Regions from separate parts of the Mus musculus genome. Here regions 1 and 3 are each linked to region 2. Evidence: chromatin loops called from intact Hi-C (ENCODE). Cell type or tissue: left cerebral cortex. All regions are shown on one strand. Each heading gives the region's core, and the rest is flanking DNA. Links, peaks and the distances in the headings are about the cores only.

Evidence for each region. A loop is a pair of places that touch in the nucleus more often than their neighbours do. Peaks named below come from ENCODE experiments on the same cell type or tissue, not always from the same donor. Only the 100,000 strongest peaks of a DNase experiment are listed, where the experiment ranks them.
Region 1: it touches region 2 in a loop (3-fold over the local background); 11 of 42 quality-filtered maps call a loop at or near these places.
Region 3: a loop joins it to region 2, with 4 times the contacts of the local background. A loop is called at or near these places in 36 of 42 quality-filtered maps.

Annotation. Positions count from the first base shown.
Region 1 is chr14:61,436,010-61,445,368 of GRCm38, forward strand. Kpna3 (karyopherin (importin) alpha 3) reads right to left here and starts at 3,938. Exons shown (of 17, transcript NM_008466.5): 1 at 3,714-3,938. The coding sequence starts at 3,782. In left cerebral cortex, for the core only: CTCF peaks have their summits at 2,747, 4,082 and 4,284; DNase peaks (open chromatin) are centred at 2,657, 3,303, 3,545 and 4,096; H3K4me3 peaks cover 2,036 bases; H3K27ac peaks cover 1,565 bases.
Region 2 is chr14:61,326,989-61,336,929 of GRCm38, forward strand. No RefSeq gene overlaps it. Among named protein-coding and RNA genes, the nearest start is that of Gm25716, 11 kb to the right of the region's middle. In left cerebral cortex, for the core only: a CTCF peak has its summit at 4,456 (motif pointing right); DNase peaks (open chromatin) are centred at 3,798 and 4,420; H3K4me3 peaks cover 202 bases; H3K27ac peaks cover 698 bases.
Region 3 is chr14:61,492,542-61,502,482 of GRCm38, forward strand. 4930556J02Rik (RIKEN cDNA 4930556J02 gene) reads left to right here and starts at 147. Exons shown (of 3, transcript NR_045714.1): 1 at 147-292; 2 at 608-858; 3 at 7,562-7,841. In left cerebral cortex, for the core only: a CTCF peak has its summit at 5,859 (motif pointing left); a DNase peak (open chromatin) is centred at 5,846.

The DNA of each region.
Region 1 (9,359 bases), core at 2,605-5,104, 110 kb after region 2:
AGAAGGAAGCTTTTAATTGGGGACTTGCTTACAGTTTCAGGGCTAGATCATGATCATCATGGCCCAGAGTGCAGAGACAGAGAGGCAGGCTGGCCGACCACTATAATAGTAGCTGAGAGCTCACATCTAGTTCACAAAATGCAAGCAGAAAATGTAACTAGGCCTGGTGCAGGCTTTTAAACCTCAAAGCCCAACCCCAGTGACACAATTACAAACTTCCTCCAGCAAGGCCTCACCTCCAAGTCCTCCTACAGTTCCACCAACTGGGGGCAACCACTCAAATGTACAAGTCTATGGGGGTCATTCCCATTCAAACGAACAGTTTTTTACTTAGTTGTTATTAATTATTGACAAATATGCCCTATCCAGGCCATCCAAATAGCTCAGTGGGTAAACGCACTTGCCACCAAGCCTGGCAACCTAAGTTTGACCCCTACCCAAGAAAGGAAACAACCAACTCCTGTAAGCTGTCCTCTGACTTCCCTAAGTATACTGTGCCACATGCACCAAAAAAAAAAGGATGAATAAACAAAAAGTTAGCTAGGTAGTGGTGGCACACACTTTTCATCCCAGCAGATCTCTGTGAGAGAGGCTAGCCTGGGCTACATACAGAGTGACTTCCAGGACAGCCAAGGCCACACAAAAAACCCTGTCCCGAAAAAACAAACAAACAAAAAGTCATATTCTTGAGGTTTATGCACACCCACGTGCATAAGCAAGACAAGGTTACCTTGGGTTCCAGCTTCCTGAATGTCTGTTTTAGAATCATTCACTAGGCAGAATATTTCTATACCAAAAAAGAAAAAAAAAAAAAAAAAAAAGCAACTTTCTTTTTGAAAAAGCTTCAGGATCAATGCCTTACATGAAAAATGTCTAGTACAGAGATACAAAAATCAGTCCCATTTCTTCTTCACTTGTCTTTCTAGGTTGGCTATAAAAATCCGGTTCCCTTACCCAAGCTTCAATCACTATCAATGATAATTTAGCTCCTCCACTCCTACCTGTGCATGCAGGCTCACTTTATCATCTGTGAACTTTACACACAAAAAAAAAAAAAAAAAAAAAAAAATGAGGAAGGAAGGAGGATTAAGAGGACGAGCAAAAGAGATGAGAAGAGTCATTAAGTCAAGTTATAACCATTATGTCCAGTCTTAATTTTTGGGAAAATCCCTTCTTACAGACAACACTTCTTGCAACACTATCCAACCAGGCCAACTCCATACATTCTGTCTTTACCCTTTTCCATGGTTTACTCAGAACACCATCTCACTCTTTGCTCTGAATACATTTCTTAGATACCCCTACTAAGCAAAACCTTCCGAGACACTTTGCCGCAGCATACATATTCTCAGACCGACAGAGGCCATCTAGAAGACTCAGATTCACCCCTCACGTAATCATGCCTCTGTCGCACCTGTGACTGTATTTCTGTCCATCTCAAGTTTGATGCATACTTCCTGTAAGATCCACTGCTTCATTCTGTACTCAAAGCCCTCATATGAAGTTACTCTTAACAGAACATCTTAGTGGTCTCTCTCTCTCTCTGCAACCCTCATTCTACTCACAGCCTTCAGGAGAATGCTGCCTTATTTTCCTTGTAGCAGTCACTTGGCAAATGAATGCTCATATGTGACCAGCACATTACAGAAATATGGCAATTCTGTATCAAAGTATTTTTTTCTCTTGTAAAGGACAGTGCCACATTTAACTCATAAGGATTAAATGAGGCATCAAACTCTTGGTATAGCAAACCAATATTTAGTTCTTTGTGTCTGCCACAAAGAATGACCATTTGAATGCCTATTTCATGTCCTAGTTGTACTGACTTGGAAATGAAATGCTGTCAATAAAATCAAACAGAATGGCTTGGCAACTCTACTGTCTTTTTCCTGTATTCACAAGCCACTTGTTACCTTCTACTAAGCAGCAACTATCTGCTGTGGGTCTATTACATGCAGAAGTTCTTATAGGTATCAGTAAACAAACAGGACACAATACTCAAGTGAATCATGACAAAAACTTACACCAACATTCAGGAAGGGAAGAATATACAAGCAATACCGGTATCCACATAAACTATTCAAGTTTTTGCTTACAGTAATAAAAGCCTCAAGAAAAATTACTGGTGGGCCAGGGTGTGGTGGCCCATGCCTGTAATCCCAGCACTTGGGAGATCAAGGCAGGATTTATTCTCTGTGCTTAACCAGCCTGCCATGCAGTAAGGCCCTGTCTCAAAAAGAAAACAAACAAAAGGCAAGAGAGATGAGACTACACACACACACAGAAAAATTACTGGTAAAAAGAGATCAAAACTAAGTCTTATCAAAAAAAAAAAAAAAAAAAAGACTGATGGCTGTTCCATTTGCTAGGTTTCACTTTTGTTTGGAAGTAATTTTCAAAAAGAAACTTACACGTGATCAGGACAGAGATGGAAGGCCTATAGTCTCACTCAAGTGGGAATTCCACAGATATTCCCCCAGGTTTTTTCCAATTCACACTTAACTGTGTAGCCCTGAAAAATGGCCCAGCTTCCTCTGCTTCTTAGCCAAACCAAACCCTGTATTTACTAACTAGCCTCTTACCAAAAACTATTGGACTATACAAATCATATTCCCTACTATTAGAATAGAGAAAAGGGGATGGGCTTAAAACTATTTCCCCCATCAAATCCAGAGGTTGGGTCCCAGTGAAGTTTGTGCTATTACACTTCATTGGTTTTAGTAGGAGCAGTGAGACCTCTAGCGCTACCTCAATAAGCAGAGTTTGCAAATAGTAGCTGCTAATGTCACCTTAATGAGACAATGGCAACATGCTGAGTAGCAGCAAACTGAGTGACCACAATGAATGTTTACAGTTTTGCAACCACTTGGAAAATCTACTAGCTTGGTGGCATGTGGTATATACAAGGACGTAGGAATCTTATGTATCCAATTTATTTCTGCAAAACAGGTGAAAGAAATTATTTTCCTATTATTCACACTTCGACTCCAAGACGAGCTTTAAAAAAACAAAAAACAAAACACAACAAACAAACAAAAAAAAAAACCCAAGATCAGAGGTCTGCACAACCTCCTTCCCAAAGCTTCAACACAATAGATGGTAAACTATTGTCCACCTTTAGCTCGCTCTAAATGCCAGCAGTCACAGGGGTATGAGCTGCAACAGCTCGGGAAGACTGGTCCAAAGGACCGCACTGGAATATAAGAAAATGGTCTTGGCGCATCCTACCCTCCCCCATCCACCACCCTCAAACAAGTCAGTTACCCGGCTGGTCCCCACCCCCCTCTGAGGGCTGCCACCGCCCGCCTGGGCCCGGCTCGCACAAGGTAAGCGCGGGGACCGAGGCTCCATGTGCGGCAGCGCGGGAGGCTGCACCGGCTGCGGACACGAGCGGCGGCGCGGCCCGGCCCCGGCGGTGCGGGTGGCACGCGGGCCGGCAGCATCCCGGTCCGTCCTCCCGCGCGGCCCGCGGACCCCGCCTCGGCTCCACATCCCTTCCCCTCCGACGCCAGGCCGCGCCCGCGCAGCGGGGCCGAGCGCTCAGTGGTCCCAGGTGCCGCGCTAGTCGCTCAGAGGGCGGCTGCTGCCCGGGCCGCGGCGCCCCGAGGCGGCGGCCAACTCCGACTGACCGCCAGCCGGCGAGAGCCAGCGGCCGCGGCCCCCGCCCCTCCCCTCCCAGCCGCCCGGCCCGGCCGGCCCCGGAGCACACTCGCCTCCACATCGCGGCCCTTGTTCTTGAAGCTCTTGATGCGGTGGTTCTCCAAGCCGGGGTTCTCGGCCATGGCTGCGCGCGGCTCCGGAGGCGTCTGCTCCTGCGGCGGCGGCGGCGAGTCGAGCGGGAGGGGACGAAGGGGGAGGAGCGCGCGCTCCGTGACGCCTGGAGCGCGAGGTGGCCGCGGCGCGGGGGCGGCGCTGAGGAGAGGCGCGCGCCGGAGAAGGCCAGGGCGCTGGCCTGCCGGCTGTCGCGGTGACCCTGCCCTCACCCCTTCGTAGGGCCTCCCCACAGCCGCTAGTCATGTGCTAGAAATGGAGCCCGACCTAGTCGCTTTTACCGCCACCGCTGAAGCGGGGCGGAGGGCGGAAACTACAGTTCCCAGCATGCCAGGCGCGGGTCTGAGCCACGCCGTGAGAGGACGAGAAGCATGCCGGGAGGGCTGTGCGCGCGCTTTCGGCTCGGCGCTCTCTGAGCGCGGGCTCGAAGCCCCACCTCTGGGCGGGGTGGTGGGCGGGGAAACTCTGGAGATGGCACCTTGCGGCCTATCGGGAGAGAGAGGCGGAGCTTCGGGGGCGCACCTTGCTCCCTACAGCTTGGAAAATTAGAAAAAGAACGGCCACGCGTGCTTTGCGCTTTTGGCTTCTTTAGGGTCTCCTCAAATAGCAGCCACCCTCAAACCCTGTTCTTTTGCTCTGCTTCGGTTTTATAAATAGCACGCTTGTTTCCACTCCACAAATACATGTGAGTGTGATGTGTGTGTTTATGCTTGCTTCTTGCACCTCTATTAAACTCAATGAGAACAGAGACATTGTTGGTCTCAAAAATCTGTCAGATCAAAACAGTAACTAGTAAATTCTCATTAAAAAAGAAAATGTGTTCTAGTATCCCCTGATTTCTCCAAGCATCCTTGTGCAGCCTTCACTTTGGCAGCCCTACCTTTCTATGACCCCATGCCTTAGTCCACCTTAACACACAATGTAACCTTCAGGCAGTTAATCAGACCCTAGGGCTGCAGACTCCAGACTGCCATCTCCCTTTAGCTTCTCATTGGAACAATAACAGGTTTTGGTTGATTTGGGTTGGTTGGTTGTTTTGTTTTTTGTTTTGCTTTTGTTTTTACAGCAGGTGGACTTTATTTGATTATTATCTGAGACTATTACATTTCAGAATTGTCTTAATTAGGGTTTCTATTGCTGTAAAGAGACACCATGATCATGGCAACTCTTATAAAGGAAAACATTTCATTGGAGCTGGTTTACAGTTCAGAGGTTCAGTCTATTATCATCATGGCAGGAAGCTTGGAGGTATGCAGGCAGACAGTGCTAGAGAAGGAGCTGCGAGTTCTACATCTTGGTCCGCAGGCAGCAGAAAGGGACTGTGCCCCAGGAGGGACCTAGCTTGAGCATAGGAGACCCAATGCCCACCCCATAGTGTCATATTTCCTCCTAATACTGCCACTCCCTATGGGCCAAGCAATCAAACACATGAGGCTAGGAGGCCATTCCTATTCAAACCACCACAAGAATCTTCTGCCAATATAAGCTTATGTGAAGTGTTATGCTACATACGATCAAAATAAGCCAGGTCAGAGTTTGGTAGAAATATACCATAAAGAACTCAGTTAAGACAATCTTCAGAAGAAGAGGAACCTGAAAGTCAAGAGCTGGCAGCTGAAAGACCAAGCTATCACCCAAATGTGTTTTGTGAGTGGCTGGTTATGGTCAATTGATAAGTACAGAAAAGGATTTAGACCATGTTTGCCCTACTGGAGTATGGTCTACTAATGCCAGAAGTGTTTTCTCGGGGAAAAAAAAAAACGAAAACAAAAAAAAAAAAACATAAACCTGCATTTTAGTCTCCGTATTTTATTTTATTTTTTGTTTGTTTGTTTGTTTGTTTTAACTATTTTAATTGTACTCCTTACCCACTTCAACCCCACCACACCACACCCCCTTTTCCTTTCTTTTTCTTTCATTCTTAAAATAAAATTCGTCCACATTTTTCACTGGACTTCAAGCCCTCAGTGATTCTGGTCTGACCACTCATTTGAAGGAGACAAAACAAAACAAAAAAGTACATAAAAAACCTCACCTGTCACTTGGCATAAGGATAATGGCTCAGTGTTCAGTGGTGGAACTTTTTGTTTGCCACTCTTAATTGCCTTGCTTGACTAAAAGAAAAATGTTCGCTGTTGCTCCACTTCGATTATAATTTGGCAGGTATTCCTTTGTTGGCTCACCTGATCCTCTCTGCCACTTCTCTTAGCATAGCATCACACAAGTAGGACCTTTCAGCGAGTGCTTCCTAAGTTCAAGACATCCCACTAATGCTAGAATTCCCAGGTAAACAGAACAGCATGGATGCTGCCTCCATCCCACTTCTTTCCCAAAAGAAACTAGTGATAAAGACGAGTAATGAGTCCAAAAGGGTGGCAGGCTTGAGAAAGAATCTCAGGGCTTATGCAAGATGACCTTTCTGACATGCCAACTGTGCAGGCTTCTAATGTTTGTGAGTCCCCAAGCAAGATAGCAAACGAAAGTCATGTTGAAGTACTTAAAATCTATGGAACAAGCTAACAAACTTGAATAAAAATGTGACTCCAGACGGACAAATGTACCTCCTTGTAAAGGGTTTAAATTTAAGTTTCCTGACTTCTTAAAGTTCTGTTTCAGAATGCCACCGTGTAGACCTGGATTCTGGCCCAGTCAGCAGCCTGAGAACAATGTCCCCTGTGGGCATTTAATCTTCACTGTCAACTAGCCTGGACTTAGAACACCTAGAAAATCCGTAAGGCACACCTCTGAGTGTGTCTGTGAGGATCTGTACAGAGAAGGGAAGACACATCTTGAACTGAAGATGGCATCTCACTGTCTGGGAGTCCCAGGAGGGAAAGGGGCAGAAGAGCAGCCGCCTAGCTCCTGTGTTTCCCAGTTTCTCTGCTTCCCATGTCTGCTTCTGTTTTATTTCATTAAGAACACATTTGTATAGCTATTTCTGCGCTGATTGGATTAAATGGATTTTTTAAAGAGAGGAAGAGGAAGAAGAGGGGGGGAGCAAGAGAGGGGGAGAGGGAGAGAGAGAGAGAGAGAGAGAGAGAGAGAGAGAGAAAGCAGGGTTAGGTGTTGGAGTCCTTGCAGAGAGAGTAAGAGGGGAGAGGTGGAGGTTGCTACAATAAAGATACATTGTTTGTATGTGTGAACTTGTTAAAGAAGATATAAAGAAAAGGTATTCTTTTTAAAACTTTTTTTTTTTTTTTTTTTTTTTTTTGGTTTTTCAAGACAGGGTTTCTCTGTATAGCCCTGGCTGACCTGGAACTTACTCTGTAGACCAGGCTAGCCTCTAACTCAGAAATCCACCTGCCTCTGCCTCCCAAGAGCTGGGATTAAAGGCGTGCACCACCACGCCAGGCTCTTTTTTAAACTTTTGAGATTCAAATTAGACCTGAACTTTATCTTCAGACCCTCAGTACTCTGCAGACCCTACTGGACGGAACACACTAAGTTTAAAATGTCATACAAATTGGGCATAGTGGTACAGGTCTGCAATTTTAGCTTTTTGGTTGTGGAGACCGGAGGATAATGAGTCTGGAGTCAGGCTAAGAATAATAATGAGTTAATTAAAATTGAATGATAATTTAATATCTACATATTTTTATTTCTTCTATCAGAGAAAAATGAATTGTCTCAGAGAGACAAGATTCCAAGCTTACGCCCATTAATTGACCCTGAAGATTCTTGATTCCCAAATCATTCCTGACATTTAATTCTGGAACATGTTTGGCAATGTCTGTACTCACACAAGAGGGAATCTGTCAGCTGTCTAGATTTGATTCTTCAGAGCACTGAGGCAAAACTCATGCCACTGTCCCCCAGTTCAGCTCAGAAATAAAACCCATGTAAGTTCTACTTCAACTTAGGCATTCCTTCAGATCAGCATCAAAAGCTGAGGCGGGGGGGGGGGGGGGAGCATTGTGGAGCAAGTGTTCAATGAGCAGCCCCGGAAGAAGAGTGCACTCTAGTTAGGAATGCCAGCAGCCAGCGGCACAAGAAGGGCAGATCCTTTAATCAACCCCTATGACAGCCTCCGCCCTCAAACAAGCAGGGCAAGTGCTGAGTGACCTAAAGCTCCTGCTATGAAGCTCACAGAGCGACTAAAGTCACTCATCGGTGGCCTGCCATCCCCCGAGGGATGACGCGGCTACTCTTTTTGTGCATTTTCATATTCAAGTCGACAGGATTTTCTCCCCAAACCCAGGACACAAAACTGTTGTGGAAGAAAGGAAAGATCAAGAGAGCAGCAAGAGGACATATGCCATCCAGGTTAGTTTTTATTGCTAGTTTGCCATACCTAGAGTCACCTGAGATGAAGATACCGTGATTGAAGAATTGTCTCCCTAGTGCTGAGATTAAAATTGTGCCACCATGCGGAGCTTCAAGGATTTTCTTATACCATCAAAGACAATGTCTTGGTTAGGGTTACTTTTGCTGTGATGAAACACCATAACCAAAGCAAGCTGGCGAGGAAAAGGATTATTCGTGCGTGCTTCCATATTGCAATCCATCATTGAAGGATGCCAGGACAAGAACTCAAACAGGACAAGAACCCAGAGGCAGGAGGGCATGCAGGGGAGCTGCTTACTTGCTTGCTTGCTCCTCATGGCTTGCTCTTGCTTGCTCCTCATGGCTTGCTCCTTTTTTTTTTTTTTTTTTTTTTTTTTTTGCTTGCTCCATTTCTTATAGAACCCAGGACCACCAGGCCGGGGATCCTACCCACAATGGGCCGGGCTCTCCCCATCAATCTCTAATTAAGAAAATGCCTTATAGCTGGATTTATTTATTTATTTTCCAAAACAGGGTTTTGCTGGCCTCAAACTCAGAAATCTGCCTGCCTCTGCCTCCCACAAAGGCGTGGTCCACCACTGCAGTTCCTTCCTTTCAGATAATTCTAGCTTGTGTCAAGTTAACAAAAAAACTAACCAGTACACCTGATCTCTAGCCTGTTGGTTCTTACCCTTAGAGTTGTCCCTCATGGGCACAAGAAGATTCCCATAGGTATAAGCCTTAGGTCCACGTATCTAAAAGGAGGAAGAGGAACATGTCTCCTTCTCCCCCTCCCCAACATTAGAAAGAAAAACCTTTCCCAGAAACATTGCAAAAGGTGTACATATAAACTCATCAACTGGGGTTAGGTTACACACTCATAGAATAATAGTTAATAATGATAATAATAACTACTAATAATAATGGTGTTTTCAGTTCTAGATGGAGAAGTAGGTTCCAGCCACAAGGATGGAAGCTGAGGACAGACCAGCGGCTGGGAAGGGAATCATTAGATGCTTTTGCATGCTGTGACCAGAATGTGTGCTAGGAGACTGATCAGGATCACAGTTTCAGAGGGTTTGAGCTGACCTTGGCAGGGAAGGCATGGTGGGGCAACCCAGATGATAGCAGAGAGAGCCAGTGGCAGAAACTTTCACATATCTGAACTTCAAGAAGCATCAAGCAAGACAATATCCAGAGGCTAAGTATAACTTTCAAAGGCCTTTCCCCTGCAGCAAATAGGGCCCACATTCTAGAGTTCTCACAACTTGCCAAAAATAGTGCTTCTAGTTTGATGCTCACGTTCAAAACATAAATATGAGCTG
Region 2 (9,941 bases), core at 3,351-5,850:
TCCTCCCTCCGTCCAAGGTTTCAGGTATTTAGTTTTTTAAGATTTATTTATTTTATGTATATGAGTACACACTGTAGCTGTACAGATAGTTGTGAGCCTTCATCTGGTTGTTGGGAATTGAATTTAGGACCTCTGCTCTCTCAGGTTGGCCTCACTCGCTCATTATTATCACTGTAGCTGTCTTCAGACGCACCAGAAGAGGGCGTCAGATCTCATTATGAGTAGTTGTGAGTCACCACGCGGTTGCTAGGATTTACCCGCTGAGCCATCTCACCAGCCCCAAGGTTTCAGTTTTAATAGAGTTTGGAGTGGCATTATTGATAAGTAGGTAGAAAACTAAGCAGGAAAAAAGAGAGAAATTATAACCTGGGGGGGGGGGGACTGTACTAAAGAGAAATGTAACCCCACTACCCTAAATAGCTCAGTTGTAAACAACATTTGCATAGTCCTAAGAACATAAACACTAAGTACTCATTTAACCAGATGCCTATTTTGGGAGAAGGGGAAAAAGAAAGTGTCTGTTACAGGAGGGATGAGAGTTAACTCTTGTTCTTCCAAGTAACAAGCTAGGAGCCACAGTGCAGGGGGTGGGGGATGGGAGGGGAGGGGGAGGGGGATCCTCAGCTGTAAGGTGAGCAGGGCCTCAGGGCATCCCTCTGCGGAGTGACAGTGATGATGGCTGTAAATGTGGACATTTAAGGGACTCTGATTCCCTGCAGCCATAGCAAACCAGTGGGGACTGAATGGCAGCCGGTGTGGGGTGTGGAGTGGGTACAGGCTGAGCAGACGGGCCAGACTGGGCTGGCTCAGGAAGAGATGGGCTCAAGTTCCATGTCAGCAGGAGTCAGTCCATCTGGGGTAGAGGGCAGCCACAAGTCAAAGCAGGTGACACCCTCATGAGGTGCCAGTGTCCTGGTTCCGTGTAACCTGTAAAGCAGCCCTGACGGATGTGGGTGACTGGGAGGCAGGTTCCAGGCTCTAGCAAGATTTTTTTCCCCACTGCAGGACCCATCAGAGCCTTTGATAGGAGGATGGAAATAGACACCGAAAGACTTGGCAGTCAGGGGTGGACAGGATGCAGTGTTGAGCATGCGCACAAGACTCCATAGCGAGCAGAACACTGCGCCGGAGAGCTGACAGCACTGTCTAGCGGAGGCGTGGTGACTGGCATTAGCAGGAAAGGAATCTACTGTTTAGTTCCGGTGCTGAGCAAGCGCTCTGCCAGCCTCGGTGCTGCATCCCCAGATCTGTATTCTGATGCCTTCACCACCAATCACGAACACTCTCTCCAGCTGCTGGGGTCTAATTCAGGCTTCAACGCCAACAAATACTGTGAGGTTTGAGACAAGATGAGGGGAATCGTATAGGACTACAAAGAGAGACAGCTGGCTGTGAAATCCGCAGCCATCCAGCAGGGAGGTGGGGTCCAGAGACCTCACAGAACTGTGATGCTCACAGACCCACCCCAAACCAAGATTAAACCCACAGAGCCCTCCACCAGCCTGGAAATGATGGGGATGGCTGTAAAGGAGCCGGTGTGGGGTATGAAGCGCCTGTCTCCCACTCCCTTCCTTCAGGGCTTTCCCTTCAGGTTCTGTGGGCCTCTAGTGGGGTTTCCTGGGACTGACACTTCTCCATCCAGTTGCGGGAAGTCCCACTTGTCTGACTCCTCAAAGGACAGACTCCTCAAAGAAGCTACCAAAGGGGGCTGGCAAGATGGCTCAGTGGGTAAAGTGCCTGTCCCAGAAGCATGGGAACGTGTTCGTGGATCCTCAGCACACCCACAGAAAGTGGCTTAACCAAAGCCGCGTGTTCTCCTAATGCTGAGCATCTCTCAGCCTGACCCCCAGATTTCCCTGTTCACATTTTCTGCTCTCTAACATGGCCCTCTCTGAAGGGCTGCTGGCTTTCCACCAATGGGTTCCAGCAACTTCTGTCCTAGCCCTGTGAACTCAGCATGCTTTCACTCCATGTTACTAAAATTCACTGTCCTATTGATTATCCCACAATTAAAACCTTATCCTCGCCGGGCAGTGGTGGCGCATGCCTTTGATACCAGCACTTGGGAGGCAGAGGCAGGCAGATTTCTGAGTTTGAGGCCAAGCCTGGTCTACAGAGTGAGTTCCAGGACAGCCAGGGCTACACAGAGAAACCTTGTCTCGAAAAACAAAAAACAAACAAGCAAACAAAACAAAACAAAACAAAAAAAAACCTTATCCTCATCCCTTTATATTTCCCCTCAACCTTATTTTCCTACCCTGGCATAAGAACTCAAGATCTTTGTCCGTTGGCTATTTTGGAGTGTATCCGTTGGATAGAAATGTAGAAGCCACCCAGGTATTTTGTAGAGAACACAAAGTGAGCAAGGTAGTCAATGGGACCCTTCAGGGCCTTCAACACATGATCACAGGCTCGTGCTTTCTCCCTATGGTCTGAGCAGGAAGAGGTAAACTCTTTCAGGATCAGGCCCGCTGTTTCATAAGCACTACCTATACTATATGGCATTTTGCCAACAGGTTGCTATCAGCTGGGATACATTGGCTGTCATCTGGAACTTCTTTGAGAAATGCCCTTGTCTTCAACCCTGGGCTCATTCACTTCTGGGAGGAAGGGAGGGTGTCAAATAAGTGTCTGTAACCTGCAGGGCTTTCTGGAGTCCCTCTTGATTACCACTGAGTCCTGGGTTTCAAGTCTCTCTCTCTCTCTCTCTCTCTTTTTTTTTTTTTTTTTTTGGTTTGGTTTGGTTTTTTGAGACAGGGTTTCTCTGTATAGCCCCGGCTGTCCTGGAACTCACTTTGTAGACCAGGCTGGCCTCGAACTCAGAAATCCACCTGACTCTGCCTCCCGAGTGCTGGGATTAAAGGCGTGTGCCACCACGCCTGGCTCTGGGTTTCAATTCTTAACTTAACAAACATGTCCGGCCCATCTGTGTTCGACTCTGGGTTCTGTGCATTCAGCTTTGAGTGCCTTGGAGGGCACAGAAGTTTCTCAGTCTTGCTGGTGTGTCTATACTTCAGGGCTACACAGCAGGAGTGGGAAGTGCCTGCCTGGGCCTAGCTTCTGCCTCTTGGTGCCCACAGAAGTGATGATGAAGGTGACTCCCCTGGGCCAGAACCCCATAAAGTCTCTGGGAGGTGGGTCCCCTCTTGGTCCCATCACCACCAGTTTCCATGAATGATGTCACTTGTGGTTATTCTTCAGGTATGGTTATGTTGGGGGAACCCAGCTGGGGGCAATGCAGGGACCCAGAGGGTCAGGCAAGGGGAAGGGGGCTCACATAATTGAGGATTCTCTCTCCTGGATTTAGGACTATCCCCTGGTCCTCTCCTGGCTGGAACAGAGAGTCGCTGACCCCTCACCCCTTTATGGTTGTTCTGAGATGTCCCCCTCTCTGGAAGACAATGATGATAGAATACACTCAGGGCCTGTTCCATAAATAACTGCTTGAGCTGAAGCAGGAAAGCCAGTCTAAGGAGGGTTTTTAACGTGCTCAGTCTCACAGGAGCACATGTTAAGCGCTGTACCAACCATTCCGGAGAAAGCTAAGAGGCAGGGGAGCACGCCTCTTGCAGAGCGAGCGGTTCCAATCCTCTTGCAGAGCGAGCGGTTCCAATCCAGTCTCACTGAGCACACAGCTAGGATCTAGCTCTGTGGCAGTGTAGCCGCAGATCCTCCCTCCCGTACCCATGGCACCAGGCAGACCTCTCAGCTTTCCTTGCCAAGTTCTTTGGTAGAATATGATAATCGTCTTTGGGGTTCATGGGATTAATGAGGGCTGGACAATACAGCGAACAGAAGTGCTTTGAAGAGGGACAGATCTGCGCTGGGCACTAACAACAGTCAGGCTTTCCTTGAATGCCTGCCAAGTTGGCATCCCAAATCCACTCCATTCTCTCTTCCACTTACTGCCTAACAAATGGAAAAGGCAAATGAACGGCGGCGGCGTGCGTGGCTTTTATCATGGACACCCTACACCCAAACCCAAGAGTGTTAGGGGAAGGGCCCATTGTCTGGAGATTTTTGAACTCAGACCTTGAAAGAACCGATGTCCTCGGAGCTCACTGTTCTACCCTCCCCCAGCCTTGCCCTAAAAACTCCAGATGCTAAAAATACCCTGGCCACCTGCTGCCCAGGGAGACAGTAAATCACGGGCCTTCTAGCACTAGAATCCCAGCCAGGCCTGGTTCAAGGTGGCCCCGGGCACAAACCCACGAGGTTAAGTTCACGTTTCTCCACCCAGGCTGCTACTAGCAGCTTTCCCTACTGCCCAGGAGGCTACAGGCAGAAGGGCCCAGAGCCAACGGGACCAGCTTGAACTTTCTGGAGCCAACGTGCCGAGTGGGTGAGGGGCAGTCTGGGAAAGGGCTGCTGGGGAAGGAGGCTCCAGGGAAAGGGAGCTGATGAGGCCACAAGAAGCAACTGCTTTACTGTATTAGAATACGGTCTGCACAACCACAAGTTGCCATACTGCGCTGTCTTGTTATTCGGAGGCCACCAGATGGCGCTGTTAACAAGGAACTCATGTATCTGTGGTGTGTGCTATTCCCTAGATGGGAAGAGAATTACTGGAGACAGCTCTTGCTTGACCTGGGCACACAGTGGCACATGGAGGAAATTTGCTACACACACACACACACACACACACACACACACACACACACACACACACACACACACCTCTAAACCAAAACACAGGCAAGAATGTCAAAGGTCAATTCACTTTCATTCTTAACACAGGACCACAGGCAAGAAATGAGAGGCAAATTAAATTTTAATGGACTTTTCAGCAAAAGGTTTCATCAACAAAGACAGTTGTGGGGACAAGTGCAGATTATATTTGAAAATTTGGGGATCCCTGAGAGTTTTCTAGAAAGCTATGTTATTACAGGTAACTGCTATCACACCAGTCAGTGGTGGCACATACCATTAATCCCAGCATACCAAAGGCAAAAACAGGCAGATACCTGAGTTCAAGGCCAGTCAGGTCTATAGAGTAGGTTCCAGGACAGCCAGGGCTACACAGAGAAGCCCTGTCTGGAAAACCAAACCAAACCAACCAACCAACCAACCAAAAACAATAATAAAAAGACAAACTGCTGTCAATCAGCTGCACGGTCCAATCAGTAAAATATAAAAACAGAGCAGTGCATAAGCTACAAGATAAGTGATGACGTTAAGGGCTACTCAAGTGTAATGAGTAGATCCACGTGATTGGAAATTACTTTGTGGTGGTTTGAATGAGAGTGGCCCCCCCTAGGCTCACGTGAGAATGCTTGGTCCCCAGTTGGTGGAACTGTTTGAAGGATTAGGAATGTGGGCTTGTTGGAAGAGGACTGACTGCCTTTAAGTTTTCAAAAGTCCAGGCTATTCTCAGTGTGTTCTTTCTTCTCTCTGCCTCACATAGACCACGGTGCAAGCTCTCAGCTACTGCCCCAGCACCATCCCTGCCTGCCTGCCTGCCTGCCTGCCTCCCACTATGTTTCCCACCATGATGATCATGAACCATGAGCCTCCAACTATAAGTTATATATAACTATATTATAACTTCCTTTATAAGTTACCTTGGTCATGGTGTTCTGTTATGCCGGGAGAAAAGTGACTAAGAAACACAGATCATCATCATCATCATCATCATTATTATTATTATTATTTGTGCATAGCTCACCTTCAACTGAGTGACTTTCAGATCTTTTATGTTCCTGGGGATGCATCTAATATTGTGTGTAATCCTTGCTGTTGGAGTAGAAAGACCACGTTTTTGTTGATGTTCCTGTTTTGGAGGCATGGTCCTGTTATTGTAGCCCAGTTGGCTCTGGACTGGAGCTTCCTCTGCCTCGGCCTTAGTTACCACCTTGCTGGGAGGTATACTTTTAAGTTGACTTTGACCTAATTCATGGGTGCTCTCACCCTGTGTCCCTCGGATTTCTTCCGGATAAACGACTTTTACACACAAATCTAGAATTCCAAGTACGCCCTGGGAAGGGTGTACAAAAATTACTATAGACCCCACTCAGGGCCATTTAAGTAACAGAGACACAGGCTCCAAGAAGTGGCCAAGGTACGGCTTCAGGGAGAGAAGGGATTGAACCAGGACCTAACTGCAGCACAATGGCCACACTGCAGCCTCTCTTCCAGAGTTGGAAAGAGGCCATTTAATACTTTCAAGTAACAGTCTACTTCCTCCAATCACACAAACATCTGAGGAAACTGGCTTCGAAAGTCAAGGATGATTGCTAGCAACTGTTGGGCTGCATCCTGCCTCATTGCTGGGGTGCCTAGAGCGGCTGGCATGCCACTTAGGGGAGGCAAAACAGTTTGCAATGGGGGGAGCCATGTTTTCCTGGGTGGGAAGCAGAGGCGTCTGGGATGGCTGCTGTGGCTCCCCGTCTCCTGTGTACACAGGCATCACTGCTGTACCACTGGGAGTCTGGAACGGGGATCCTCAGTCCATACTTCCCTTCAGGACCTTCATGAACCAAGCAGGAAGAGGAAGGCAGAGCCCTGTATGGGGACTGAACCTGGTTTGGTTCCGAGTGAGTGCCCAGAGTGTGGAGGGGCTGGAAGAGAAGAGAAAGCCTTCCTTGGGAGATTTAAGCACAGTTCTTTATGCCAAAGGCCTCCCCCCATGGCGATCTTTGATGAAGGGACAGTCCTTGCTTGTTCAAACTGCTTTATTTGATGGTGACTATGAATGCATATGCCTTACTCAGGGTGAACTAGGGATTAAATATCTTTTGCAGGAAGGAATGTCCAGGAAGGGAAGCTCATTGGCTGAACACTAGGGGCCTATCTAGAGACTTCATTAGCATGGAGAACATCAGGTTTTTAATGCTACGTGGCTGGCTGCCATGGTCCTCTCAGTGGGGTGACATTTACATGTTCCAAAGCAGGTAGAGTTTGGCAGGACCTGGCTCCACACCTCAGTTCTGAGCTTCATGGGGTTTGAGGTCACTCAACCTTACCACTTCTTGTGTCTGGTGGCACAGTTCACTTGCCCCACAACCAACCAGCTTCTGCTATGGGCACAGATTCCTCAAAAGTGAAGGCCTTTTCAAACTACCCACCATTATATTGTGTGGGATGTGGAGAGCTGTGGCTTGAAAAATGGAAAACTAATGAAAAAGGAGAGAGACTCGTCAAGTTAATACACACAGAGAAAAATCTTTAGGAAGCTGAAAGCAAGTTTGTCATACTGGTCTTCTCTGACCAGTTGAACCCTCTCTACAGCCCCTCCCCTTCTTTCTTCCATTGAAACAGGGTCTTACCATGTTATCCAACTGGTCTCAAACTACTGGGCTCCAACGATCCTGCTGCCTCAGCCTCTTGAGTGGCTAAAACCACAGATATGGGTCACCAGTACCCAGATTGTTTTCTTCTTGCTCTTCCAGTTTCCCCTCTCAGCATTACACTTCTGTCTATTTTAGTTTGGGGTTAGGGCTGAATCCAGGGTTTCAGGCACGCTAGGGCAGCACCCTACCACTACAGCCAAGTCTGTGTAATAAAGCAAGTTTTAAAGGAAATTCAACAGCAAAGCATAATATATCAGACTATTAACTTCTAAGGATTAACCAATGGGTGTGACTGCTTCCTATGGGGAAAGATGATGATTCTGGGGAATGTACTAAGTCTGGGGTCTGCAGGGATATCCAGGTGAGATGCAGACTCTCCATGTAAGAGTGAGTGGAAGATGCTAGTACCCTCTTCCACCTATGTCTGGTAGGCCTACTACTTCAGGGCATTCAAAGTTGGGGAAGTATGGCAGTTAGCATGCTTATTTGAGGCCTTGCACAATTATTCTCTTTAATTCATTATTTCTCATTAGAGACAAATTTGAGCTTTTATTTAAAAAAAAAAACCAAAGCAGGCACATGTATTTTAATGATAATTTTTGTCATTGTTTTTGAAACTATGTTCCACACTGTTGCACAGGCTGACCCCAAACTTCTGGAGATACTCTTGTCTGCGTCCAGGAAGCTGAAACTGCAGGCATGCACCACTATACCACAGCTATAATTGTAAGTTATAAGAAAACACATGGGGTTATTTTTCAAGCCTTGTATTAGGGCTCTCTAGAAGAAAAGAATCAACCAAGCAAATTAATCAGTGAATCTGTTCATCGATTGTCTACATGAATTAAATGATTTAGTCAATCAGCTAGTGTTACAATAGTGATGCTCGGTCCCTGAGGCTAGGTGCCTTGGCAGATCCAACCTGGTCCTGCACACCTACAGGATTCCTGGAGAGCCGCTGGTGCTCAGTCGATGACAGAAGCCGGGAACTGCTGGTTCTGGTATCCATGAAGACTCGGCAACAGCAGTAGGGTCTATCATCCAGCATGTGCGGAAGGCCAAGCCAGGCCAGTGACCTTCCTTGTGCCAGGAAGTGATGCCCATATTTAGAGATGGGTCTTCCCATACCAATAAGGCAACCAGGACAGTTCCAGACTCCGGCGACTCTAATCTGTGGCAAGCCGACATTCAACCAATTATCATAAACCTTTTTTTGCATTTCAGTCTCTCAGCAAGGTTTTATAATTCTCACACCTCAACATGCAGACTGCTTTTACAGCCCAGGTATTAATTATTACCACTGAGGATTGATTAGTGGAGCCAAGACAGATACAAGGTCACGGTGCCACCCAGACTCTTCTCAGATGAAGTATGAAGACATCTGCTCAATGCTTTCTGGATGGGAGGAGTTTACAAGAGAAGTTTAGAGTATTAATAATAGCAAGTGGGGGTGGAAAAGCCAAGCCTTCTTGCTTCCTCCTTCTTCCTGTCTTGTGTATCCTAGACTGGCCCCAAACTGTCTATGCAGCTGAGAGTGACTTTCTGATCTTCCTGCCTCAACCTCCTGAGAGGTGTGTGTCAAGGAGGATCGAATCCAGGACTTTGAATGCGCTAGGTGAAACACCATGGCCAAAGGCAAGCGGGAAGGAAGGGGTTTCTTTGGCTTACCTTTCCACATCATAGTCCATCACCAAAGGAAGTCAGGACAGCAACCCAAACAAGCCAGGAATCTGGAGGAAGTTGATGCAGAAGCCATGGAGGGGTGCTGCTTACTGGCTTGCTCCCTGTGGCTTGCTCAGCTTGCTTTCTTATACAATCCTAACCCCTAGCCCCAGGTTGGTACCACCCACAATGTTCTGGGCCCTCCTGCATCGGTTACTAATTAAGAAAATGCCCTACATGCTGGGTGGTGGTGGTGCACGTCTTTAATCCCAGCATTTGGGAGGCAGAGGCAGGCGGATTTCTAAGTTCGAGGCCAGCCTGGTCTACAAAGTGAGTTCCAGGACAGCCAGGGCTATACAGAGAAACGCTGTCTCAAAAAAACAAAAAAAACAAAAAAAAACAAAAAAAAACAAAAAAAAAAAAAAGAAAAGAAAAGAAAATGCCCTACATGCTTGCCTATAGCCCCCGACCCCCATCATATGGAGGCATTTTTCTCAATTGCGGTTTCTTACTTTCAAATGACTTAGGCTTATGTCAAGTTAACATAAAACTAGCCCACACACTAGGCGAACACTTGACCAATTTAGCTACATCTCCAGCCCAGGACTTTTGTTGTTGTTGTTAAAAATTATATATACCAAGTAGTGGGTTTCCTTCTGACTTTTTCACACATACTTCTCCCTTGTTTGTCCTCCTCCTGCTGTTCCTCTTCCCTCCCTCAGTAGCCCTCCTGCCTTCATGTCACATGTATTCTAATTACCCATCCCCTCCTGCCTTCATGTCACATGTATTCTAATTACCCATCCCCCTACAACCTGAAGATTGCTTCTGCCGATCTCACGGTTCCTAGTTTCTTTGGCATCCATATAACAGATAGGGAGAAGTTAAGACAACTGATTCCTAAGGTTCTGAGCAAAATTTAGACTTAAAATATTTTTTGTTCATTTTATGTGTATGAATGTTGAAAGCCTGCACGTGTGTCTATGTAAC
Region 3 (9,941 bases), core at 4,643-7,142, 170 kb after region 2:
CTCTGTCCTAAATCCGTTCCATGCCTCTGCTTTGAAAAGAATGAACAATTCTCTTATCGTGTGCTCCCAGCCATAATGGGCTGAGAAGAGCAGGGCCAACTGATTACGGAACCTCTGAAAGTGGGCTTTGATGACCTCAGCTCTTCATTACAATAGCAGAATGCTCTCTAAGACACTGAGTCAGGAGGCAAGTGACAGAAAAAGAGATGACAGACAGAAGATGGAAGAAAGATGGGGCCAATGAGAGACCGGTGGTGAATGGTGGGGGTCTCCTGGTCAAAGAATTGCTGGGGTGAGAACTTTAGAGTCATTAAAGCTGAAAGTGAGAGGAAGAAAGAGTCAGGAAGTGAGGGACTGAAAACTGAGTCTTAGGGGTCTGATGGTTATAGGCGATGACTGGTGGAGTCTATGAGTTCCAAGGTGGGTGTGAGGTGAAAGTTCATTTGATGTGGGGAGCCAAGGAGTGCAGGGGCCAAGGTGTTGAGTGGGCTGTTCCCTAATCGCAAGACCAGTATTGAGGATGGAGATCACAAGCCCACTACTCAACCATCCTCAAGTGTTGTGGACTGTTTCCTCCAAAATTGAGTCCTTTGACTCTATCCTGCAGGGAAGATTCTCAACCAGGAAGGCAAACAACTTAAAATAGCTCCAGGAAGTCTTTCAAACTGACCAGTTTACTGGACCTCCTCTAAGCAATAAAAGCAGCAAAGGAGATTCTGAGACAAGACCAGATGCTTGGAAGAAGCAAAAGCCAGCCCAGCTGCCTGGAAAGGTTTAGATCAACTGAGTCATCGGGAAAGAATATGATCTAACGTGTTTAGGTGCCTCCGACTGTGCAGTGTGCTCATTTCCGCTCCTGTAAGTAACTCCTTTCCCACACTCCTGCAAGTAACCCTACTAAAACTCAGTGATCCACCAAGATGGAATTAGGCAGTATCCATACTTTGGTTATCATTGTTTCCCCACCTGAGCTGAGTAGACACGTGTGTTGCATCTTCCCAGGAAAAGTTTTGTCACAGAACATCATGTAACAAGGAAAAGTGGCAAGGGCGCTAAATGGTGGCAACACCAAGAGAGTGGCAAGTCCTTAATCTGGTGGCATCCACTAATTAGATTAGAAGCTACCAAAGTGTACCCTCAGTGCAAAGCACATTCTGGGCCTATGCCAGACCTGCTGCCTTGGCAACCAAAGGCATAAGGTTCTGAACCCATGTTCTAATAAATTCCACCAGGAATTTGGCTGTAGGCTGAAGTCTAAGAACAGGAGTGGTCCCTGGCTTAGAGCAGCAGAGAGGGAGTAGATGCAACTGTCTCTCAGGAGGAGAAAACGAAGTGAGGGTGGTGGAGTGGGGTTGAGGAAGTGAGAGAAGACAGATTGCCAGGAGGAAGAGGGGGCAGATGGTCTGCAGTGTAAGGGCAAAGATTCAGTCTGTTTGTGGCACAGAGCCGAGAGGTCAGCTGGAAAGTGAGGCTTGGGTCAGAACCACATCCTGCCACGGCTCCCAGCTGAGGCCTAAGATGGGCTCCTGTAGGAAAGCTGCACTGGCCTCTGTGGGACACAATAATAAAGACACGGATGTTCCCAATCTACCCCAAGGGGCTTTGAGAACAAGACAAACAAACAAACCCAACTGTTAGGATCTGCCCAGGACCTCTAAGACCAAGTTCTCAGCACATACCTTAAAGGATTTGCCCTGGAGGGGCAAAGGGCAGGGAAGAAGAGACAAACAGGAAATAGAAGATGAGAGAGAAGGGGACAGGGAGAGGGGGCAGGAGTATTTGTCCTAGAGGGACTGCCTTAGGATAGAGAGAAGACCCATGTGGTCCACAGGCAAATGGCAGTTTATAAAGGTAAAATGGGATTTAAATACTTCCAGAGTCAAATGAGCCACAGAGAGTCAGAGGCATCTTTTGTCCTCAATCAGCCAGTATTTGAGACAGTCTAAGAGCTCTTCCTGTCTCAAACTCCTTTCCCACTGGTGACAAGGCATATGAGAAATTCCAGCCCTTGGTAGGCTGAGATTACAAATTCTACGCAGCCGGATCCCAACCCCAACTCATTAAAAAATAAATAAATAAAAAATAAAATAAAATAAAATAAAAATACAAAAAAACCACCGACCAGGGAAAACTGCTTTTCCCCCATTGATAGCTGTCTGCTGGCTATAATCGACTGCTGCAGAAAGGCGAATTGCCCTCCCAAGCATTCTTCTCTCCAGTCCGACTTGAAATTTGCCAGATGAGATCTCGCCCTTAACTGGACCCTGTGTCCACAAAACCACAAGTACCTCTTGTGAAGTAATACTTTTCACAAAAGAAAACCCCAGCATTTTTCTCACACACCACACACGGGTGTTCCATAGCTACTCTCTCACAAGTCCCAGAGGGAGATCTCTGGCCTCATTTCCCCAATCAGGAGAACAATACTTAGGAGCCAGAGGGTTTATCCACAGGCACAGAGCTAGGGGACAGCAGGGACAGCCCCTGACTCGGTGTCATCTGCTGCTGATACTGTGGTCTCTGCTCCTGCAAGTGAAAGACTCCGAGAGGAGCCCCTCGCTCAGGCCTCAGGACAATAGCGGACACCCAAGAACTCACGACAGACCGAGCTTGTTGCAAACCACATGAGGCTTTATTCGGGAAAGCCAGAGCTCTGGGGACAACTCATATCCCACGCAGGGGTAGAGGAGTCGACCTCGAGAGGAAAGAGTTCCCAGTTTTTATAGGCCCTCAGGGGGGAAAGGAGAAGGGGGAGATTAGGGGATTTCCAGATCTAAACAATGTCTATTCTCAAGAAATGGGTATGGGAGGGGTACAAGGAAAGAGTCTAATGAAGGTGCAGCAATGGGCACACACCTGGTCAGAACATTGGCAGACACACAGGTTCAAGGAGTGGCCAGAGCATTGTGCACCTCTATTTTTCTAAATCAGTGAAGCTAGTTCTGCTAACACTGACGTCTATCTTGCCAATTTCAGGGCTTCTGTGTCCTTTTACATTCTGCCAGGATCTTTCACAAGCAACTGTGACAGACAAGGCTAGGATGCCCAGCTTAGAGTAAAGAGCTTAAGAACTGGGACAAGGACATGGAGACCTCTTGCCAAGCTAAGGACTGGCTCCAGCCAGTTAGACCAAGGCCTGAGAACTCTTCTCAGACATTTTTGCTCCTTCACAGTTTTATCTCCAAATACCTTTCAAGAGACCCTGAGCCTCCACAACACTAATATTTACTGAGCCTTTGGCGAGGGCCGTCTTCCCACAAGCTATGAGAATAGGTCCTGAAAAGACCTAAGAAGCAGGAAGCTCTGTCTGTCCCTTACCCTATACAACGGGAGCTCAGAGGCTAGCCCAGCCCTGGGGCTCTCCCCCAGAAGTCTCAGGAGAGTCTACTTGCACATGAACATCATTATGTCTGTAAACTTTGTTGCTGACGGGAGAGATAGTAGAGACATTCCAAGGCGATAGAACTGATGATCTTTGAGACAAGAGACCAGCAGAGCCAGAAAGTAGTGGGTGATTTTGATTTTACAAAGCAGAGGCTCAACACTTCTGCCCCGGGGCCCAGGACTGGGCCTGTTCAGAGGACCTGAGCCCTTGCCCCGTTAGAAGTGTTCTGATCCTTCTTCACAGAACCTCTTCACACAGCTGGGTGTGGTGACCCGTACCTGTCACCTTAGCACTTGGGAAGAAGAGGCAGGAAGATCATTGTGAGTTTGAGGCCAGCTCAGGCTACTTAGTGAGACCCTATTTCAGTACCCTCACCTCACCTCACCTCACCTCACCTCACCTCACCTCACCTCACCTCACCTCACCTCACCTCACCTCACCTCACAAAACAAAACAAAACCACCACCAGCAAAACTTGCCGCAAACCACATAAGTTCCCCAAAAGCATTGGCAGGCTCTGCATGAGCACGGTGCTCCTTAAAGCCTATTCCTTTTTGTTTGTTTGTTTGTTTGTTTGTTTGTTTTTTCGAGACAGGGTTTCTCTGTATAGCCCTGGCTGTCCTGGAACTCACTCTGTAGATCAGGCTGGCCACCAAAGCCTATTCCTGATAAGCACTGCCTGCTGCTCCCTGTGAGGGAAACTCTGCGGGGCTTTGGGTCTTGGTGGCAGCTTGGGGGTGGGGGGAGAGGGAGGTAGGTCTACCTCTCCACAGCACGACGTGAGGTTACCCTGACTCTGATGTGTTGGTGGGGTGTATGGGTGGAGGTAGGGAATGAGGAGGAGGAGGAAGAAGAGGAGGAGAAGGTGGAAAATGTTACTTGGCCTCCGAATACTAGCTAATTCAGTGACAGAAGCTCCGGTCTTGGAGGAAAACTTTTAACTCCTCAGCAAACAGGCAGACTTTGCCAGTGATGTGGTGGTTTGAATGAGAATGGCCTTCTTAGGCTCATCTATTTGAATGCTTGCTCCCCAGCTAGTGGTACTGTTTGCAAAGGAATAGGAAATGTGGCATTGTTGGGGGATGTGTGTCACTGAGGGGTGGGCTTTAGGTTTAAACAAACAAACAAACAAACAAACAAACCGGAAAAGCAGGGCAGTCCTAATGTTCTCTCTCTGCCTGAAACTCGGGAATCAGATGTGGGGTCCCGGCTACTGCTCCAGCACCCTGTCTGTCTGCCTCCAAGCTCCTGGCCTTGGTGGTCATAGACTAACTCTCTGAAATTGTTAGGAGTTCTCTCTAAGTAAATACTTTCTCCTATAAGTTGCCTTTGTCATGGTGTTTCCTCACAGCAATAGAGCACTACGTAAGACGTGTTGTCGATATGACTGGCATTTTTAATTTTAATTTTTTAAGGATTTTTTTTATTTTGCACGCATTAGTTTTTTTGCCTGCATGTATGTCTGTGTGAGGGTATCAGATCCCCTGGAACTAGATTAACTAACACGTGTGAGCTGCCACGACGGTGCTGGGCATTGAACCTGGGTGCTCTGGAAGAGCAGCCAGTGCTTTTAACTGCTGAGCCATCTCTCCAGCCCCTGAATTTTTATTTTTAATTGATATATAATTGAACAGTGTGGTTTTTTATTTTTATTTTTTTTATTTTTTTTTAATTTTCCATTTTTTATTAGGTATTTAGCTCATTTACATTTCCAATGCTATACCAAAAGTCCCCCATAGCCACCCACCCCCACTCCCCTACCCACCCACTCCCCCTTTTTGGCCCTAGCGTTCCCCTGTACTGGGGCAGTGTGGTTTTTTAAAGCTGCATTTATTTGTTGTGTGGATGTGGTGTGCCGGTGGCAGAGGAGGACTGATAGGAGCCTTTTTCCTTCCACTGTCAAGATTCTAAAGATACAACTCAGGTCGGCAGGTGGGCAGCAAGCCGCTTTTCTCTGAGCTGTCTTCCCAGCCTAGTACAATGTCGTAATAGCTGGATAAAAGCCTGCACTGGGCAGATCATGTTAGCATGCCCGTCACCTGAAACATTTGTCATATCTTTACGTTGGGAATATTGAAAGTCCTTTCTTGAGAGTTGGGGTAAACTATGGGTTTAGCATATACGAGGTCCTGGGATTACTTAATCAATAAAGTAGTTTTTCTAGGTCTTTAGGAGAACTGTGTCTGGCCCCGTAGGTGACCCGGTGAGGCTGCTCTGGCTTAGCTTGGACTAAAGCCGCTTGGTTGCTCAGCAGGCTGCACACTTTAGCTACCAGATGGTTAATTCCCTCTAGCTGTGTCTCTCTAGGCCAACTACTTAAAATGAGCCTGCATTTACTCCGTTGGGTAAGAAGAACAGGACTTAGAAGATACAGCCTTCTGCTCTAGAAACAGAGGGCGCAGAAACTGGAGGCAGTGACTATATTGCTTCACCCTACAGATAACAGTGCAGGCGCGGGCTGGGGCTAGCGCGCCCCCTAGAGGCCGGTCACGGGAACCGGCTGCTTCCTAGACCAGGCCTACTAGAAAGTTTCAGTGCACCGTAGGCTAGTGAACAGCTTGGAAAATGGGGCTACTTAGATCCTGTAAAGCCTTTGACATCCTTTGGGGGGGGGGGGCAGCGAAGATCCTGTCGCCATTCGCAGATCCTCAGGCTGCTGAACTGACCATCATTGGCTATCCTGAAAAAAAATAAAAAAAACTTATTTGTTTAGCCCACATTTCCTGAGTATCCAATCTACTGTGTGTAGGTCTCCACGAGGAGACTCTGAGAAACCCCTCACCCAGCTTTTGAAAGTGTTCTCACTCCTCATACTCTTACATGGCAACTATTTTATAGGCTGAATCTATCTCTCCAGCCCAACAGTGCTAGGTGTGGTGGTGCTTGACTTTAACCCCAGACATCGGAGGCAGGAGTATCTATGTGAGTTCAAGGCCATGCTGGTCTACATACAGAGGCTTCACCCAGGGCTACATAGTGAGACTCTGTTTCAAAAACAAAAACAAAACAAACAAAGACAACTCGTGGTTACAAGTTCCTCGTTTGGTGACCCGGAGTCAACATTAAAACTAGCAGTTTAGAAAAGTTGCTCTCAACACAGAAGTGGATGCTCACAGTCAGCTATTGGATGGATCACAGGGCCCCCAATGGAGGAGCTAGAGAAAGTACCCAAGGAGCTAAAGGGATCTGCAACCCTATAGGTGGAACAACATTATGAACTAACCAGTACCCCGGAGCTCTTGACTCTAGCTGCATATGTATCAAAAGATGGCCTGGTTGGCCATCACTGGAAAGAGAGGCCCATTGGACTTGCAAACTTTATATGCCCCAGTACAGGGGAACGCCAGAGCCAAAAAGTGGAAGTGGGTGGGTAATGGGGAGGATATGGGGGACTTTTGGGATAGCATTGGAAATGTAAATGAGGAAAATACCTAATTAAAAAAAGAAAAGAATCTCGTGGTGTAGTGGCCTCCACAACCCAGGAAGACATGTCTTCCTGTCATGTAGACCAAGGAAAGGAGACCACATCTGTCTTGAGTGCCACACCTGGATCCAGTTCTACACACTTCTTTTTTGTTTCAGGTTTCATTGTTGTTTTTTGAGACAGGCTTTCTCTATGTTGAGCCTTGCCAGGCCTGGAACTTGCTATATAGACCAAGCTGGCTTTACACTAACAGAGATCTGCCTCTGGCCCCACCCCCAGCTCTGGAATTAAAAGCATTGTACCACCACCCTGGACCCTTCCCCCCTTTTTTAAATTCTAGCATACCTGTTCTTACATTAGTCAGAATCAGAGAACTTAGGACAACACTCAGCAGAAAAAAAGTGTTTACAGAAGACAAATGGGGAAAGACCTGCATGGAAAGAAACAGCAGGGGTTGGGAGGAGTATGGCCAAGGAGATGCCTGGAAAAGATGCTCAGGGCAGAAGAGATGTCCTGGCATCCACTGGAGGGGAAGACTGTACAACCAGTACCAAGGGATGTGTAACTCACCATCAACTTACATAAGGCTACAGAGAGAGAGAGACCCTGTCTCAAAACAACAACAACAACAACAACAATAACACTCCAGCAAAACTGAACAGGGACATCAAACCAGCTCCACAACTGTACACTCGATGGTTGTGCTTGAGGTGATGATCAATCGTCTGATTATTTCTTCTCCTTATCCACAGACCTTGGGAGAAGAACACTGCTGTCAGCCTTCTTGGGTCGCATGCCTTGTAAGCAAGACACAGTGAGGTTCTGAGCCTACTTTTATGTGAGGCAGAAGGAACAGTGAGTTCGTGTCTTGGCTGACATCTGCCTTTGTTGCCTACCCGCCCATCTATGACCCTCCTAGAAAGACTAGAAGAATTCAAATTAAGAGAAATTCTTGAAGAAAAATTTCTGTTGTTATAGAACGGTGAGAGATCAGAAAGGCTGTAGAAGAAACAAGGAATAATCTGCTCCAGGACTATTCTCTGCTTGTTTATTTATTGGTTTATCTGGGGGGGGGGGTTGGATGCCACTGTGAGTGTGGGGAGGTCAGGGGTCAGATTGTTCCTTCCACCATGTGGGTCCTGTGGCTCCAGATTATGCTCTGAAGCTTGGTGACTGGCGCCTTCACCCAGGCTGGCCTCAAATTCACAACCAACCTCCCTACCTCAGTCTCCAAAGTACAGAGATTACCCGTGTGCCATGTGCCTGCATGCAAAGCGGGGGGAATTAAGATTCCAAAGGAGAAAATTCTGAAAGATTGAGAAGAGAAAGGGAAGAGGACAAAAAGAGCACAGAAGTCAGACCAATAGGAACTGATTCTTTGGTTTTTGGTTTTTTTTCTTCAAGACAGGGTTTCTCTGTGTAGCCCTGGCTGTCCTGGAACTCACTTTGTAGACCAGGCTGGCCTCGAACTCAGAAATCCGCCTGCCTCTGCTTCCCAAGTGCTGGGATTAAAGGCGTGCGCCACCATCGCCCGCCAGGAACTGATTCTTAACTGTAATTATTTATTCATTGTACACAGCACTGCCCCACGTGAGAGCACCTTCACACCTGCCTGTATTATACAGCGACTGTATTCCCCACTTGTCTTCTCTGCCCTCTTCCTCCCAATAGTGCCCACCCTGTGTCCTTTTGTTTTCCTTCTACTTCCGTGTCATATATGCATGTGATTTTATATACGGACATAAAATCTAAGAACTACAAACCAGAAGACACATTCCATACTTGAGTTCCTCAGAAGGGCTAGGATTCATGTAACAGGATGACCTCCAGGTGTACCCACTTGCCTGAAACAATGTAACTCCATTCTCCACATTCACTTTATATCAGTTCCTCTGTTGTGGGGCACCAGTTGGTTCCAGAGCCCAGCTGTTAGGCATGGTGCTGCAGTCAACACTGGCATGCAAGGAGACGGTACATGAAGTGCTAACTCTGAGATCTTTGGCCATGGCTGCACCATATAGGTTGGATTTTTGGGAACTTCCATGATTTCCACAATGGCTTGGCTGTTGCCTGAGGCCGTGTCTAAGGCTTCCTTTCTGTTTACATTTTATCAGCATCTGTCCTGCATTTCCTAATGACTGTCATGCTGACTGAATGAGAGGGGACCTCAAGGTACTTTATTTGCACATCTCTGATCATTCATGAGGTTGGACTTTTGTATGCATTCATGTGTGCACATATATTTGAGTATATGTGCACGCACATGTGTGGCTGTGTAGAGGTCAGAGGTTGATGTTGGGTTTCCTCTTTGCTCTATATCTATTTTCTGAGTCAATGTCTCTCTCTGAAACTGGAGACTACTTATTCAGATAGTTTGGCTGATGAGGGAACTGCCAGCATCTTCCTATCTCTGTGCAACCCCCAAGGCTGGATATGCAGGAACTCACCACCATGTCTGTTTTTTTTTTTTTTTTTTTTTTTTTTTTTTTTTTTACCGTGGGTTCTGAGAGTCTGAACTTGTGCTCTCGTGGCAGGCACTTTACCAGCTGATCCATTGTCACAGCTCCCAGGTTGTGTTGATTTAAGACAACAACTGATTCGGATTTTCAAAATATTAAAGACGAAATTAGCACCGCCAGCCTCTATCTTTATATCTTTTTTTACTTTCAAAACATGGGCATGATACAAAATACCCCAGATGTGGAAGTTCTTAAACACATACTGTACAGAGGCTGTATTGGGAAGTGTTTTGAATGACAGACTGTACTAAGGGTGGGGGTATGAAGTGGGATGATCAAATATATCGTCAAAATTGGTTTGACCTAGAATAGCAAATCTGAAAGAAAAAAGAGGATCCATGTCAGTTGTATAGCAATAGTGGGTACACTGGAGATTAAATACAAAGACGTGAGTATACATTAAAGCTTTGTACTTGTTAGGGGAAGGCTTAGCTATCAATTTAAAGAAAGGATTATACAAGTCTAATTCAAGATTACATCAAAAAGATCATTTAGCATAATCAAGTTGGCTTCATCCCAGAGAGATACAGGGATGGTTCAATAAATCAATAAATGTTATAAGTTACACAAATGGCCTCAAGAATAGAAATCAGATGGCCATCTTGGTAGGCAC